2 separate regions of the Homo sapiens genome follow, and region 2 is linked to region 1. Evidence: chromatin loops called from intact Hi-C (ENCODE). Cell type or tissue: heart right ventricle. All regions are shown on one strand. Links, peaks and the distances in the headings refer to the core of each region. The heading gives the core; the rest is flanking DNA.

Region 1 (9,269 bases), core at 876-8,875:
GCTGTGATGACACCAGGATGTGTTTATGGAATTGCTGCAGGAAAACACAATTGGCAGCTGACATCCTCTGGCTCACAGCACCAGCTTCTCCAAGAGACTTAAGGCTGGGGTGTGTAGCGGAGGTATTTCTTGCCAGATGGGAGCTCTTTGGTGAAGACTCCTTTCGGGAAAAGTTTTTTGGCTTCTTCTTCAGGGATGGTTGGAAGGACCATCACACTATCCCCATCCTATTGAAAGACATTGAGAATGGTGAAATTCAATCTCATAGTGAAGCTTCAAGGCCTTCAGGAATTAACTTTAGAAAAGTAGCTACAGGTGCTAATGAGACTAATCAAGTGTTCTTTACTCTCCCCTCTGTGAGGATTTTGTTTTCCAAGTTGATCTTTGGCACTTTTGGCAGGAAAGCAGTTCCCCCATCTTAACAAGAAACAGTCCTGTTTTAAACCCAGTAACAGCTGGCCACCACACTTTACATTTAATTCTGAGTATCATGGCCTGCAAGCCCTGTGTGATGGAATCCTGCCTCCTCTCATCTCTTGTCCCTCACCCCACCTTCTGCAGCTTCTTCTCCAAGCATGCTAGCTTTCCTTGTATTCCTCCAACATGCCAAGCTCACTTGTAGGCCCAGTTTCTTGCACTAACTGCTCCTTCTGCCTATAGTGCTCGTCCCTCACAAGTATACATGCCTTGGTCACATCTTCTCTGTGTTTTTCTCCAAAGGTCCCTTCATAGACAGGCATTCCTTGACAGTCACTCTCCCACCCCTGTGCTGTTATTCTCCCCATCTGTGCTTGATTCTTCCCTGTAGCACCTGTTATCACCACTTAATAAACTTGTTTACTGTTTGTCTCCACTCACTGGAATGGAAGTTCTATGAGGGCAAGGACTTTCTATTATTCACTGCTATCTCCCCAGTTCACTACTATCTGGGCTCAATAAGTACATAAATAAGTAATAATAAGTTAACTAGTGGATACAGAATTTAAGTGATTTGTCTGTCAGAAAAAAACAAAACAAAACCTGCTATTCAGGTTAGCATTATTTTAAAAATGTAGCAATGTTAAGATACTCTTGTGATGTTATCCATGTCCTAAAGATGAAAAGTTTATGAACAAATTTTGGAGAATTCTAGCACAGGTTTAAAAGAATGAAGCTTAAGAGAAATTAAATACTTAATGACATTAATACACCAGTACTTTTACAGCCATGACTTAACGGAAATGGCCAATTAAGATTGTGCGATAAATATTTTGCCATCAGGGAAGGGTTAGATAAAATTTTTTTTTTTAAACCTTCTATTAGGAAAAGGAATCATTCTGACCAATAATTTTTCCAAATTATCTAAAAGTTGGAAAGCCATATAGGGAGTTTGTGTTGTGTATAAAAGGTGTTATAAAGACCTTGAAAAGGGCCTTTCAGCAAATCTTGAACTCAGCCATGAGGAAAAATCCTCCCAGTGTACTTGCGTGCTAGAAACAGGTAACACAGACCTTGAAGTTGGCCATTTAGAGACTGGCCCTTCAGGCAAGTAGAGAAACTGCTTTTTAAAAACATCTTTACCTTCCAATCAACTGGGGTGGCAACCCTTTTTTCTGCTGTCAGCTGGAGAGAGATGACTACCCTGAGAATCTCATCAAAGTTCCTGCCAGTGGTAGCTGGGTAGAGGATAGACAGCTTCAGCTTCTTATCAGGACCAAAAACAAACACCTGTAAAGCACAGAGGGGCATAAATAGGAAGAGTTCTTTGAGTGTTATTAAAGCCACTTAGAAAGCTCTGCAGTCATTAATAATGTTCAAGGGTATAAAAACAAGACAAAAACAAAGCATCTAGAAGGATACACCAACTGCTAATGTGGATGGCTGGAATACAGATAATTTTCTTCTCCCTGTTATTTTCTAAACGTAGAAGGGAATTCTATTTGGTTCTGGCTTTCCCAGTAAGAAAAACTGATATGCAAATTTAATCGAGGGAAAGGCTGTGTCAATTGGGGATGACTATCATAAAAATAATACTAATGGGAGTTGATATTGTTCCTTGAATAGTTGTGCATTTATTCAGATGAGGGATTGGGTTTGTTTTCTAGTGGGCGGAGGACAGAACAAATAAAAATTTAAAACAGAGCTGCCTTATGAAGAAGGATATGGCCCATCACTTTAAAGACAGGGCGGTCAGGAGAGCAGTCAGGAGAGCTATGAAAAGGTTTCTCAATTCTGGAAGACATTTTAGGATAAACAACTTTTTTTTTGTAGATTTCCATGAACTATGAATAAAGCAGTTGGAAAATTTAGCTGAAAATTGCATCAGCATTACAGATAATCAGTGATATTGTCGCCAATACACAGTTATTTCATAATCGTAGATATTCCCCTATCTCCTCTAGCTGGTACCAGCATTTACACGGACATACAGCCTGATCAGTTAAGCTAACTACAAAATGAATTTGTATGACCTACCACACGAGCTGTCACAGGCATGCCCTTTTCATCCTTCTCTGCTGGATCCAGCATGCCCAACAGGATGGCAAGCTCCCGATTCCTATCATCGATGATGGGAAAAGGTAACTTTTCTGTGGGCTCTTCACAATTGTAAGCATTGATATCCTGAAACACAAGTAAAAGGGGAAAGAGGAATCTAAACCCAACACATGCTCTGAATTTCATCAGTTAACAGCCATCACCTTGCAAGACAGGAAAGAGGACCAAATCACAGTAATTTTCTTTAAGCAATTTTAATTTTAAAAAGTGAGTAGATGAACACTCTTCATTCCAATTATTGCCAGGAATAACAGCAGAGTACAGTACTTAGGTTGTAATCATGGACCAAAGCTGTTTTCATGCCCAGTTCTCTTAAATTCAGCATGCTTTTACTGCTATGAGAAAATAGCAGCAACCCCTTTAAAATTGCAATAATTTAGTTAGATCCAAATACAAGGTACCTCTGGGTACCCAAATACTGTAAAAATCATCAGATAACAATAGGTTTGTTAAATCCATCACATCTAGAAATAATGCCATATGTAAAGAAAATCTTATAGATCTGGTCCCTACCTCATAAAGCACCCTGACTCAGATGCTAAGTTACAAGACAAATAAGAAATGACCAAAAAAAAAAAAAACAAATCACAAAACAAAGCAAACACAAGAATGGAGAGTTGAATATATACTTGAAGGACAAGTCAAAAATAAATGGGTGAAGAGGCAGAAGTAAACCTAAACTAGGGTGAAATTCAAAGAGAAAACAAAGCATTTCAAGTCTGAACTAAAGAAAAATGATACACTTCCCTCCTTCCCTAGTAAAACTTTATTCATCCATTTATTTCTACTTTTCCTATCCCTGGAAGCTTTTGGAGAAAAAAAAAATCTAGTTTTGTTATTTGATTAAGCATTGATATAGCACTTAAGGTGGGCTAAGCATTATGGTAAATACATGTGGAATACAGATGAGTAAGACACGGCTCCTCCCTTCAAAGGAACTTCTCATTTGGTTAGAGATGATTCCAGTATGAAGCAGCAGCAAATGCAAGACTAATGTTAAATGGTGGATGGTAAATACTGAAGTATACGAACACTCCCATTTGTAGGACTCCAAAAGTTACAAAAGGCTTCAAGAAAAGAACAGGACTTCTATCTAGGCCCTTGAAGGATGGGTAAGATTTTTCACAGAGAAAAGAAAGGCATTCTAGGAATCAGGAACTATATATATATATGCACACACACATATATATATGTGTATATATATTATATACGTGTGCATATGTATATATATGTATGTGTGTGTGTGTGTATATATATAAATATATATATATATAAATATATATATCTAATTTTTTTTTTTTTTTTTTTTTGAGACAGAGTCTTGCTGTCGCCCAGGCTGGAGTGCACTGGTGCGAACTTGGCTCACCGCAACCTTGGCTCACTGCAACCTCCGCCTCCCAGGTTCAAGCAATTCTCTGCCTCAGCCTCCTGAATAGCTGGGATTACAGGCACCCGCCACCACACCGGCTAATTTTTTTTTGTATTTTTAGTAGAAACGGGGTTTCGCCATCTTGGCCAGGCTGGCCTTGAACTCCTAACCTTGTGATCCACCTGCCTCAGCCTCCCAGAGTGTTGGGATTACAGGCGAGAGCCACTGTGCCCGGCCAGGAACGATATTAATGAAACATGTGGGCAACTCTGTACATAAACTATTGATAGGAGAGTGAGGAACTTAGTTGGATAGAGTTTAGCAAGTAATGGAAAAGAGGATTTAAAATTGGAATAACGTCTATTGTGTGTAGGCTTGAAAGTAAAACAGGGGCTTGATGGCATAGCAGATACAAAACCATTGTGGATTTCTCAACGGAGATGTGACAAATGTGGCATTAATGAGCTCTGAAGTGGATAACAACAAATTCTTTTTATTTATTTATTTTTTTGAGGTGGAGTCTCTGTTGCCCAGGCTGGAGTGCAGTGGCGCGATCTCAGCTCACTGCAGCCTCCACCTCTCGGGTTCAAGCCATTCTCCTGCCTCAGGCTCCCGGATGATAACAAATTGTAACATTCCTTCATTTTATTATCTTAACTTTCTGTTGTCACTGGCTGCTTATGAAGTCACCAGAGCTAAATAATAATTAATATAGTCTCATGCTAGAGGCAGATTATTATATAATCAGTTGTTTGTCAAAGTTGCGGCACTGCTTCTGATAGTTCAGACTTTTTTCCTATTCAATGTAATCACAATTCTGAAAACTTCTAAGGCAGAAGCTCAGCAGGTAAAATAAACCTGAGTATGCGTCTGTCCTTTAAAAGGTATTATATAATGGGCTATAACCGCTTCCTTTGGCAATATGTCACTTTAATTATTGCTGTGCACTAATTCTCTACTCTGCCACTTGCATCATGGGCATTAGATTACACCCATGAACACCAAAGAACCTATCCTAAATTATTTGGCTTTATTCTATCCTAAATTAGGCTAAATCCTACTCTTTATCATCTTGCATTAAAAAGAACATTGATTTGAGGTTGAAATCTCATTGCCATTGGGCAGTCTTGGGCAAGTCCCTCCAACTCTCTGAGTGAAAAAAGTATGTTCAACTGCAAAAACGAAAATGAAAAATGATAGCAAAAACTACAGTTACCACTCACTGAGAAGTGTAAGGAATGAAAAAAAATTCTACTTCAAGACAGATAACTGCCCTTCTTTTTTCTCCTACACATGATTCTTCTAGTCTCAGATATTTAGGATTAACTGGCATTAACTGCTATAGGATGCAGCCACAGACCCCTAACTCACAAGTCAATACATCTTTTATTCAACTGCACGTTTGACATAGTTTCTAGTATACATCCCTCAAAAAGTAGTTATCATTATTACTTAACAGCACAGTGCAGTCAAGTTCTTAAAATGTTTTCAAGGTAAATTCAGACCACCAAATTTACTGTTCAAGTAAATTCTTTTGCTAGAAGTAGGTATTTCCTTCAGTTAATTCATTCAACAAATATTGACTGATCGCCTAGGATATACTGAGTAGTGAGCATTGTTCCAGCAGTGCACTAAACAGGAGTCTCTGTTCCTGCTGAGTTTATACTCTACTAGGAAGAAACAAACAAACTAAATAGGTAGTATGCAGAGTGCTGAGGAGAAGGGGATGGTGAACGTGAAAAGGAGTTATAATTTTAGATAATGAGGACAAGAAAGGCTTTGATGAAATGTCCTGTGAGTTGAGACCCAAAAGAGGTGAGGGTAAGTCACACAGATCCCTGGGAAGTGAGTCTTCTATCTATGATACAGGACATATTTTGAAGGTAGAGCTGACAAGTTTGAGGATAAATCAGATGTATGATGTGAAAAAACATGAAGAATTCAGAATGGCTCCTGGATTTGGGGTGTGAACAACTATAAAAATGTAGTTGCCATTAGCTTAGATGAGTAAAACTCTGGATCTAAGAATGAGGCCTAGTTAGACATGCTAGGTTTGAGATGACTGGACATCCCAGGAGAGATGCTAGGTAGGCAGTGGTTATATGAACCTGGAAGAGTCTGGCATAGAGATGAAAATTTGAGAATCACAGCACATAGATGGTATTTAAAGGTGAGTGGATGAGCTCACCAAGGGAAAGAGTGCAGACAGAAAAGAGATGAGGTCCAAGAAATAAGTTCAGGGTAACTTCAGCATAAATTAGGAGTTGGGAGATGAAGAATCAGTGAGCAGGAACAGCTAGAATGTGGTGTCCTGGAAGTCAAGAAAGGAAAAAGTTTCAGGAGGTACAGTGATCAGCTGGGTTGAATGCTGCTGGCAGGCCAAGAGGAGGGCTGAGAATTGACTGACCAATGGATTTAGCAATGTGATCACTGTGTGGTTCAACTGAAATTTTCAAATAATTAGTGAACTTTGAACCTAAGGCTTACTTGTACCTTAACCTCAAAACCAAGTACTCCATAATTTATAACTTGACCTATAATCTCAGGCTCAAAGCACATGCCAATTGATACTAACCTTGCTCCAGGCAAGATGGTCCTCAACACTGTCTATTGAAAGGGCAATCAACTTAACATTCCTCTTGGCAAATTCTGGTGCCAGCTTTGCAGCTCTGCCAAGCTCTGTGGTGCACACTGGGGTAAAGTCCCGAGGGTGGGAGAAGAGAATGCCCCATCTGAAAGGAAGAAAAACAAGGTCACAATTGAATTAAGAGTTATCACCAACATCACAGAGAATGAAAAGTCACAACTTCTGGATCAAAAACAGGCTTTCTTTTTTAAATGAATGCTTATGATGATATTTACTTTTAAGCTTTTCTGTTGAGGAGTGCTTTTCAATCTACTTACCTCCAGAGAAGCCTATGCTTATAGCCCAATTCAATCAAAGACATGAAATTCAAGATGACACATATTTAAAAAGACTAATGTTAAGGTGTTGCCTCCTTTAATAATTATGGTGCCACCCTGACTCCTTTTTGGCTAATACAATCTGTGCTATTCAAGCCAAGTAGTTCACTGAAAACACTTAATTATTTCTTCTTATCCTTTTCTACATTTTTTTCTAGCATAGACCCTGACATTCAGCTCCAATAATGGATGTCCCAGTATGCCCTGAATCCAAACAAATGCCTGACTGCAATAATAAACAAATTATGTAATCTGAAATAAATAGGTTTCTATCTTCTATTTATATGTAAAAATTAAAGTTGACACTTGGCTTCTCTGAAGCAAGTGGATATAAAATCTTTTGTAAAACCACTTTACTGATCTTACCTGCCAAACATGACACCCAATATTTATACTCTGACAAAACAATAGCACCTTCACAGTTTTACCTATCTCTTCATTTGCAGTTTCTTTTTCTTCTTTCTTCAGACCAAGCAGGTAGAATTTTGATAGCCTGCAATGTAGATTTCTACAACAGCAAATTCTTAGGTAAATACTAATATCTAAGTCATCATTGTCTAAGATTTTATAATTTTGAGCACATTTCAAGCTGTCACGAAGAAAGCTGAAGTACCATTTCCTTCTTCTTGGCAACAGAAACTACTCTTTCAACTGAAAAGGAAAATTTAACACTCAGTTCTCCACATCCCCATCAACTTAAACCATCCTAAACCAGATGATTTAGGCAGGATCCTAAACTAGTAGATAACTAAATCTAGCCTAGATGCCAAGTTGACCTTTCTGAAGTTTCCCTGAGCACAGAGAACAAGCAAAGACAAGGGCACCTCCTTCCTACTTACGGCTGCCACTCAACTCCCAAGGTTTCAAGAAGGAAAAAGATCTTCTTACAAAAAGGATGGAGGGCCCTATGGCAAGACTGGGAGGAAAGTTAGTATTTTTTTTTAAGATTGTGGAGGTGTGCACTATGTTCACTTTACTATGAAGGGCAAAAGGAAGAACATAGAGTATATCTTTTGAAGTAGATAATATCACTATGAGTAAAATCTAGGCCTTAGATTCTATGGAAAACGATCTATTTAATGGTTAGATGAGACTTAACAGAAGGTCTCCAGAAGTTGAGAAGAAATGGAACAGGGCGTTTCCTCCTCTATCGTTAAAAGGAGGATAAATTAGAAAAGTTAGGAGTTCTTTTTCCACTGTGAGTCCATAAAGACTGTTTTGCTGAATCATGCAAAAGGAACTGGTTTTAAGCCAGTTCACGTCCTTCCCTCCCTCAGAAGTGAAACTCCAGTTTACCTCATGGCTACAAATAGGATAAACTCCAAGAATGTCTTACCTTGGCCTTCCTTCCCCTCCAAGTCTTCCTACTGCTGCACTTAAGAGTAATTCAGTGACATGCTCCCATTTTCTTACCCATTTTCAAAAGACAAAAGGTTTCCTCCTTCAAGAGAATGGTTCCCACTTACTAAGCCCCAGAAGACCCCTGGAAAACACATATTTTGCTTAGTGAAGATGTACTATGAAGAAGCTGCTTCTACCACTTAAAGAAACAGCGATAAGGTAAACTCACCCAATGTAGCACCCAACCTCTTTAGTTGTTTACAATGATCAGGGGTAAGGTAGAGAAATACATTTTAATTTTTTCTTCTCAAAAATACCTGGATCAAAAATTGACAGTCTGATTTGGGATCATATACAGAATAGAAAATTGGAAAAATCAGGCAAAAATCCATGTGTTATAAACATATAAAAGGCTCAAACTTCTCTTCCCGGTAAGGTAGGGAATACTATACCTGATCCTAGGCAGACTTGTATATTAGTTAATAAATGCAGATATTTCTACCGTGTTCCTAACTATGGCTCCCTGATAAAGTACCACTTTTGATCAAATCTAGATGGATCTAGAGGCCAATAAACATTAACAAAACCCCAAAAAAGTATGGTTAGCTTAAAAAGTGACAGCATTTATAACTGTTGGCACAGTAAATACGTTTTATGCTAATATTTAATCTATACAAGCTAAGAGTTCTGGAAATAGTTTATGTTTCATGGGGATGGGGGATGAGGGCTGCAGGTAGAAATGGGAAGGAACACAACTCTAAAAATCCCAAGGATTGCTGGAGAAATATTACTACCTAGATCCTAAGTATAAGAATGGCCATAAGCTGTATTTCTAAAGTATTTTTCTGCATTCAAGGTTTGAATATTCCATTTCTCAACCTTTTTCTGGCCTAGTCCTATCTTTCACAAAGCTTAACTTTTCCCTATTCAGTGGCTGGAAAAGGGACTTAAGAGGTTATAAAGGGTTGGATAGGCATATGATGTGTAAGAATCTGTCCCTGGTTCTCTGCACAGCCCTGTCCAATCACTGATTAATTTCATAAGCCTGTCTCCCTGGATA
Region 2 (9,269 bases), core at 602-8,601, 1.5 Mb before region 1:
CCAGCCTGGCTAACACGGTGAAACCTCGTCTCTACTAAAAATACAAAAAATTAGCCAGGCATGGTGGCACACGCCTATAGTCCCAGCTACTCGGGAGGCTGAGGCAGGAGAATCGCTTGAACCCGGGAGGCGGAGCTTGCAGTGAGCCGAGATCGCGCCACTGCACTCCAGCCTGGGCGAGAGAATGAGACTCCATCTCAAAAAATAAAAATAAAATAAAATAACTCTACCACATGCCCGCATTGCCAATCGGGCACACAGCACTAAACAACAGCAACTGTTTTCCAGACAATAGTACTGTTGTTTACTTATTTTCAAAAATAATTCAATAGAGATAAAAGATATTACATGCTATTTCTACTTTGATGCCCTACTGCTACAAGCTCAATGTGTCCATCACCGTGCCCATCCTCCTCTCTTCACACACACAAAAAGCAACTCTCCACCACACTTTTGTGCCACTGGGCATGTCTCCACCATTTGGGCCTGACGACTTTGGATCATCTTTTCATTAGCTCCTCTTTCATCCCATGTCCAGCTGACCATTAATTTCTTCCTCTTGGGCCAGGTGCAGTGGCTCATGCCTGTAATACCACAACTTTGGGAGGCTAAGGTGGGTGGATCACGAGGTCAAGAGAGCGAGACCATCCTGGCCAACATGGTGAAACCCCGTCTCTAGTAAAAATACAAAAATTAGCTGGGCATGGTGGCGGGCACCTATAGTCCCAGCTACTCAGGCGGCTGAGGCAGAAGAATGGCGTGAACCCGGGAGGCGGAGCTTGCAGTGTGCCGAGATCGCGCCACTGCACTCCAGCCTGGCGACAGAGCAAGACTCCGTCTCAAAAAAAAAAAAATTTCTTCCTCTGACATGTCTGAGCTCTTGCCATTCCAGGCCAAATCCCTAGGGGTCACCTTCTCAGTACTCACTGGCTTCCTTCTCATCCCATCCATAAACCACTCTTCGTATTCCTTTTCATTAATATTAATTAGACATGTAAAAACAAAACTTGTCACTCTCTTAAGAACCTCTGAGAATAATTAGCCCAGTATAGGCATATTGTAAATATTTGTTGTGTATTTACTGTTGACTAAAAATGTTAAAGAAATAGTTTTGATCTGAGTCTTAAATGATTAAAAGTTTACCAAGCTGGCTAAGTAATTTTATTAGGTTGAACCACCTGAAGAAATAGATTGATCACTTAAGAGGGAGGATGACATTTCAGCAAAGAGAACACCACCATGTGCAAAGACATAGCACCTTCAGATAACTTCAAAGAATTTAAAATGGCTTAAGCAGAAAGCGATTCAACAATGAGCGAGATGAGAGATCCCTGTGGCCAGGTCATAAAGGTCCTTAAATACCATGTTGCTGAATTCTGATTTTATCCTACAGAAAATGTATTCATTTACTCTACCGAGCCTCGTGCTACATGTCAAAGATAGAGCAATAAGTTTGACAGAGCTGCAGTCTGGCAGACCTGCTAAAATGTGGTGGATACTGCTGATTCTCACCCAATATCCATTTCTCCTTCTTCCTTACTAACAGACCCTGAGTTTATTTCAGCTGGCAGTGTGTCTAGATAAAAGGTGACACTCCCTAAATTCCCTCAAAGCTGCTATGTAAGCAGAAGTTTAGAGGGGAGCTTCTAAAAAGGCTGCTTAGAAAGAGCTCACCCAGGAGAATGAGGCCTTTATATCCTGCATCTCCTTTTGGACTAAAATTCTGCCATAGAGTATGGGTGTGATGGTGGGAGCTCTAGTTGAAAGGATTGGTTTTGTGCTGGGCACGGCGGCTCATGCCCGTTAATCCCAGCACTTTGGGAGGCCGAGGTGGGTAGAACATGAGGTCAGGAGTTCGAGACCAGCCTGGCCAACATGGTGAAACCATGTATTTTGTATTTTTCTACTAAAAATACAAAAATTAGCCGGGTGTGGAGGCGCGTGACTGTAATCCCATGTACTTGGGAGGCTGAGGCAGGAGAATAGCTTGAATTTGGGAGGCAGAAGTTGCAGTGAGCCAAGATTGTGCCATTGCACTCCAGCCTGGGCGACAGGGCGAGACCCCGTCTCAAAAAAAAAAGAAAAAAAGAAAGGAAGGATTGGTTTTTAGGTGACCTTGAGGATAGAAGTCCACATGACGATGTAGGTCACTAATGACTGATTAGCTTGGGTTACTAATGACACCAAAGATATACCTTTCTAGTCCTAGGCTGCTTTTATGTAAAATAATCAACACCTTTTATGTTTAAGCCAATGCTATTTTGGGTTCCCTATATGTGGCCAATCTAATTCTGCATTGATACACAGAGTGATAGTCAAATATCACTTTATATTTGGGAACACTCATTCTGATTATAGTGTAAAGGATGAACTGGGGGGTGATCATGACAAAAGAAGGTTATTACAGGAAACTGAAAAAACCAAAAGCTATTTATCATACCAAATGAGATAGGAGGAAGCACTAGAGAAAGGGGAGGTAGTATAGTCTAACAGCTAATGTTATTGACTTTAGAGTCTGACTTCCAGGCTTAAATCCTGGTTCTACTAGCTGTGTAACCTTGATCAAATGAATTACCTGTTTGCGACCTTATCATCAATAAAAAAGAAGCTTTACTGTCTTTTTCTTTTTTAATTTTGTACCAGGCTCTTACTGTCACCCAGGCTGGAGTGCCATGGCATGCTCACAGTTCACTGCAGCTTCAGCCTCCTGGGCTCAAGCGATCCTCCCACTTCAGCCTCCTGAGGAGCTGGGACTACAGGTGCATGCCACCACATCCGGCTAATTTTTGTATTTTTTGTAGAGACAGGGTTTCACCAAGTTTCCCAGTCCAGGAGTTTCACCAAGTTGAACTCCTGGACTCAAGTGATCCGCCCACCTCAGCCTCCCCAAAGTGTTGGAATGACAGGCGTGAGCCTAGTTGTTCTTCTTTATTCTGGCTAAGACAAGTTTACATTCCTCTTCCTGAATGTCATGGCCTTTCATTAGGTAGTCTCACCTACTTAGCCAATATTTTCCTCTGTTCCTTAATACATATTCTAATCACATCAGTCTCTGTAATGAGACACTGAAATACTCATTCCTGTGTTTGCGTCTTCACTCACATCATTTCTTCTATAATGTTCTGTTTAAACACTTCTCTCTAACTAATTTCTATCCACCCTGCTTTAGTCCAATCTCCATAAAGCCTTTTTTGGTCTATAGTTCTCATGATTTTGTTTTCTCTACAATGCTGATTGTCATTGTGATCCAACTTAGCACTTTTTTTGTTTGTTTTTTGTTTTTTTGAGATGGAATCTCACTCTGCTGCTCAGGCTGGAGTACAGTGGCACAATGTCGGCTCACTGCAACCTCTGCCTCCTGGGTTCAAGTGATTCTTGTGCCTCAGCCTCCAGAGTAGCTGAGATTACAGGTGTGAGCCACTATGCCTGGCTAATTTTTGTTATTTTTAGCAGAGACAGGGTTTCACCATGATGGCCAGGCTGGTCTTGAACGCCTGACCTCAGGTGATCTGCCCACCTCAGCCTCCCAAAGTGTTGGGATTACAGGCGTGAGCCACCACACCTGGCCCAACTTAGCTCCCTTGAACTGCTTCCGAAGTTCTTAATTTGCATGTATACATAACTTGTCCTACAGGAAAATTTTAAGCTCCTTTTCATGTGTAATTTCTATAACAAAATGGCAGTCTAATAGCTATGCACATAGTATATGCTCAATAAAACCTTTGCTGAATAATCAATATAAATTCTCATTTTGTTATTTCCATAAAGATTTCAGTTTAGCACTGAGAACACATGGACACAGAAGAGGGGAACAACACTCACCAGGGCCTGTTGTTGGGGGTGGGGACTGAGGGGAGGGAACTTAGAGGATGGGTTAACAGGCACAGCAAACCACCATGGCACACGTATACCTATGTAACAAACCTGCACCTTCTGCACATGTATCCCTTTTTTTTTTTTTTTTTTTTTGTTAGAAGAAATACAAAAAAAATTCACTTCAGGAGAGTTAACCCCTTTATGCCATTCAACTTCATCAACTGAATCTTGGTCAGTATGCCTATAATGTACAAAGAGTGGTAAGTGCTAACTAGAAAGAAGTGCAAAAGTAGACCAGAAAGGGAAGATACAAACATCAAATTTTAGCACATCAGAGAGGGAGAACACCAAACCTTATACTCACTAAATCTCTCATTGACATTTTGTAACATGAGTAAGAAGAAAATACTTTTGGAATACAAGGTCTTGTATGTCAGGTACTAATATAAGCACTTTATATACACTATGTACTTTATATTCATTATCTTATTTAACATTCAGAATGATTTTTTGAGGCAGGTAATGTTATCTCCATTTTATAGAACACAAAATGAAGCTTAAAAAGGTTAAATCACTTTTCAAGATTGCTAAATTACTTACTACACATTTATTTACTAGTATGAAACCTGAACATATTCAAATAAGATGATGTCAGGTTTCTGTAACACTGGTCCCAAAAGTTGACTATGACAATATTGCCTCTTAAGAATACCAATCCATTGGTTTACTGTTGTTTCTATGGAATAAGCAATCTGTTTTTTTCAAATAGAGCATCAACATAATGCATTTTACCACCAGGGGGCAGCAAGTAAACAAATGCCACAGGTTTTCTTTAAAAATAAACCTCTAAAAACTTAGTGCAAGAATCAGTTACCCAACACATGTTTTTCCAGCTAAGTTCTATATTGCCCATGGTGTTTACTTATAAAGAGAGTGATGGGATGATCCTACTGAGTCCCATACTGAAGCCACATCAATGCAGGCTCAGTCAGATGTGGGCTGCTGAGGGTTCTCAGGTTCATACCACTCTCATCTCAAGCTCTGGGGCTTCTTGTGACAATGTCAAATCCTACTTCCTTTCATGTTAGCTGCCTCTGACAGTCCATATGATTTATGGGAGCATCATAACCTTTCACCTGGTAGGGAAGACAATCACACCTGGTCAGAAGAGAGGTATCCTAGTCTCCATAATTCCTATTAATAAATCCTTTAATACAAAATGGTGGTGTTTGGGGTTCTTTCAGGTACTTACAAGCCTGTGTGACTTTGAAATAAATTTTATCACAGCACGATTTCACTCCTTACCTTTACCACTTCCAGCTCCTCCTTGCTGGCTGCTTGCTGTTTCTCCAGCCTGGTACTCAACTGCGAACAGATCTAAGGATGAGAAAAGAGTCTTTTACTAGAAAACAGAACAACTCTTGCAGCATGTACACATAACTACTTATCAATTCATGTGTTATGCTAGCACATCTGATCCTAGAAGGAATTTTACAAATGAATAGCACTGCAAATGCCAGTCATTTCGGAAATGAGCAGCAGAAAGCTGGAGCGTTCCATATGTAAAGCACACTCTACCTTAATTAGTAGAAACATACGGAGAGTAGATTTGGTTTCTTTCTGTCACTAGCCTTCTGTGACTGGTTCAAGTGAATTCCTGGCCTCACTTTTGGAATTAACCTATAGAATCTTTGCTGAGTATTCACTTTGTACAAGTTAGTATGCTGAGAAAATCTTGATGAAAAGAATTCTAGACAGAAATATCTCCTTTCTACTGTCACAGAAAGAACCTGTTTTCAATCACAAAAGTTTCCTTAAGAAGTGGCAGAGTGATGTTCTCACTCATAAGTGGGAATTGAACAATGAGAACACATGGTCATAGGGAGGGGAACATCACACACCGCGGCCTGGTGGAGGGGTAGGGGACTAGGGGAGGCATAACATTAGGAGAAATACCTAATGTAGGTGACGGGTTGATGGGTTCAGCAAACCACCACGGCACGTGTATACCTATGTAACAAAACTGCATGTTCTGCATGTGTACCCCAGAATTTAAGGTATTAAAAAAAGGTGGCAGAGTGGATAAAACAAAGTTAAAATGACCAGAAAATAATACAGACTAAAACTCTTATTAAGTAGGTTTGGCAACATAGCATAGAAATTAAAAACTTAGCTGCTGGAGTTAAATGTGAGTTTAAGGCAGGCCAGCTCCATTTCTTTATAGCTTTGTGAGCTTGGGCAAAGTCATTAATCTTTCTAAGACTCAGTTTCCTCATGATTGAAAAGTGCTGTGCTATAGCAATCAAGTGGAAAAAAAAGTATGCAAAGGGGTTAGCATAGCACTTGGCCAATAGTAAGTGTACATTAAATAAAATATATTCTTCTTATTGATTCTGAAATAAGGTGCTAACAAGTATTAGAAATGGTAGAAATAGGTGCTTTCAAAGGAAAAAATCTAGATAAATAAGTATTGGATGTTCAAATCCATTGTCTGAAATAAGAATCTTTTATTTTAGAAAAGTGGATGAAAGGTGGGAGGATCGCTTGAGCCCAGGAGGTCAAGGCTGCAGTGAGCTGTGTTCAGACCACTGCATTCCAGCCTGGGTGACAGAGCAAGACCTTGCCTCACAAAAAAAAAAAAAAAAAAAAAAAAAAAAAAAGATGGAAAAACAGGGGATGTGAAATTTTAAAGTATAATTTTGGATAAAAACATATATGGTCTACCTCTATTATCAAAACAGACATTTAAAAAATCCCACCCAGTCTACTCAAAAATAGCTCTGGTGATGAGGGCTTGCTTGCTGAGTTTAGTTTGTTGAGTTTCATTCCAATTTCTCCAGATCCAAGCCTGAGGAACCATTAGTAGGACGGTATTGACTGATGTTAAAAAGAAGAGATCACCATGGTAGATTCTGCAAACCTTAAACCCTTTTAAATAAGCCAAAACATTATGCATAGAGCCAGTAATAGCCAATTCCAACTATAGAATGCATTTAGATTGTGTCTTATATCCTTATCTTCAAACAGATGGGTCTGTTGCCTTTTGCATTATTTCAAGGGCTTGCCAGATAATATTCAAGAATAGTCCCCAGGATTACTATTTGAAGAGTGCTGCATTTGGTGGCCACCCATGGCATAATCTGGCAATGAAAAACATGCATTTGTAGCAATGGGAAATTCCACAGCACATAGTCTTTAATGTTCCTTGTATTGGTTAATGTCTACCACCTCTTCTCCTAGATGCCCACATTCGGCATCTCAGATCACCTTCAAGGTTTTCTCGTCTAGCAAAAAAAAAAAACAAAAAAAACTGTCTTTTGTGTCTCCCTTTTCTCTATTTTCGTTAGTTATTTAGTTCAGGGACCTGGTTCTTCTTACAGTTGGACTCTGGTATTCGCGGTCTGTCTCCTTGGTTCCACATTTCTTACTGGGACAGATTAGTGCCAATAATATGTCTTTGATTATGCCACTTTCCTGCTCAAAAAGATCCTACCACAAACAAAATAAAATCCAAGGTCCCAAGCCTAGCCCTGAAGACTTTCCTTGATCTGGACCCTAACGTCCCTTTGCTTCTCTTTTGTACCGGAATCTCTTACCAAATGAATTATTTTTCTCTTCACTAATCTACTTCCATGCCTTTGCACATCCTGTTCTCTCTTTTCTACCATTTCCATCCTCTTCTTTATCTTCTTTATCTCTACAGATCCAAGTCTTACATCGCCTTTGAAGCACAGCTCAAAAGGTTTCATTTCCCACATGTAATAAGTTTCCTTTCCTCTTATTTCTACGTAGGTATTACCTCCACATTATATGATAAGCTTCTAGAGAAGAAAACTTGAATTCATTCATCTTTTTGTCTGTCAAAGTATTAAGCCTCACAGAGAGCAGGCATTAAATAAACATATGTTGATTATCATAGAAGAGTAAAATAGCTCTAAAGTTTTATTTATCAATCGTCCGTGAATATGCGGATTCCTTATGGAAAGATGTTCATAATGTATTAGTGAACTAAAGCTAGTTACAAAAAAAAAGGATAAACAATACAATTCATCCTGTTTATATATATTTTAAATTTATTTATAAAGCATTTGTATAGCAACAATGCATATTCAATATATTACAATGATTAGCTAGAAAGACTGAGGGAGATTTGTTTTCTTTGTGCTTCTCTGCACTATTCTAATTTTCCACAAGAACACAAATTTAATTTATAAGCAAAAAAACACATTTTTTTAAAAAGTAAGTATCAGACTTCAGAGTCCTATGTGAAGTAGAAGACCCCAGGGAAATCTTTAGATCAAAAGATGGCATATGGTACTTTAATTAATTCTAGAAACCTGGAATTTGAACAGATAACTCAGGGTCTCAGCAATGAGAGGAGTCCTTGCCATGTCCAGCCAACAGGAAGGACAGGAAGATACCAGTAGATACCAGGAAAGAGGGCTTTCTGAGACCACTATGGTGATGGGGCCAGAAACATCCTCAAGAAGATGAGCCCTTTGTTAAAAGCATTTTAAGGTTCACAATAGAAAGCTTCCTGCTAGCATTGGCCTGCAGAGGGGAAGGCCACATAGCCATGTAGGAAAAAGAGTGCCTACCACATTCTGTACCATGGTAGCAAAGGGCACACTGATCCCCTAGCTACTGCCATTTAATACAATAACTAAACTTCACAAAGAGGCAAATGTTCCAAGTGTGATCTACTGGAAATTAGCTTCTGACTAAGGCAGAAACAGGATCTCAGTAGTCATCAAAAGGTTTTTCTATTCCTCTAAATCTACCCAACACTGTAAACAACCAATAGATTGTTTTGGTCAGTTAGACCTCCCAAGTTATCAGTTATAAGTAATAAGCTATAAGTAATAAGTTATAAGTATGTCCAACCAGTGTCTGCTTCAAAGGAGACAGTGAGTCACCAAATTTAATAAATCTGGAAAACTATTCTGGAAACTTTAAAAACAAAAATATTTCTTCCCCCAAAGAAAAACAACAACAAAATAATTACTTTTTTATTTTTATTTTTTTAGAGACAGGGTCTTGCTCTGTTGCCCAGGCTGGAGTACAGTGGTGCAATCATAGTTCACTGCAGCCTCAAACTCCTGGGTACAACTGATCCTCCTGCCTCAGCCTCCCGGGTAGCTGGGACTACCGGCACATGCCACTGTGCCTGGCTAACTAAAAAATTTTTTTTCCTTGTAGATATGGGGTCCTGCTATGTTGCTCAGGCTAGTCTCAAACTCCTGGCCTCAAGCAAAAAAAAAAAAATTACTTTTATAGCAGCAAACTATAACTAGCTCTATGTGCCACAGAAGTACATTACCTGTTTATACTCAGCAATGATAGCTGTAGTCTTCTTTATTTCATATTCTGCCTTCTCTAGCTGTTTCCTGAAGACTTCTTTTAGCTAGAAAGAATAGAATGAGAAATATCAGGATTTAGCCAAAATCTTAAAT

What was found. Peaks named below come from ENCODE experiments on the same cell type or tissue, not always from the same donor. Only the 100,000 strongest peaks of a DNase experiment are listed, where the experiment ranks them.
Region 2: it touches region 1 in a loop (17-fold over the local background); 2 of 110 quality-filtered maps call a loop at or near these places.

The regions. Positions count from the first base shown.
Region 1 is chr1:173,478,693-173,487,961 of GRCh38, reverse strand. PRDX6 (peroxiredoxin 6) reads right to left here. Exons shown (of 5, transcript NM_004905.3): 2 at 6,480-6,636; 3 at 2,455-2,601; 4 at 1,561-1,707; 5 at 1-227. The coding sequence ends at 99. Among named protein-coding and RNA genes, the nearest start is that of PRDX6, 6.0 kb to the right of the region's middle. In heart right ventricle, for the core only: no CTCF peak of the experiment used is centred there; no DNase peak of the experiment used is centred there; H3K4me3 peaks cover 964 bases; H3K27ac peaks cover 174 bases.
Region 2 is chr1:174,978,758-174,988,026 of GRCh38, reverse strand. It overlaps RABGAP1L (RAB GTPase activating protein 1 like), which reads right to left. Exons shown (of 26, transcript NM_001366446.1): 23 at 9,137-9,220; 24 at 5,122-5,193. Among named protein-coding and RNA genes, the nearest start is that of CACYBP, 17 kb to the left of the region's middle. In heart right ventricle, for the core only: a CTCF peak has its summit at 4,615 (motif pointing right); no DNase peak of the experiment used is centred there.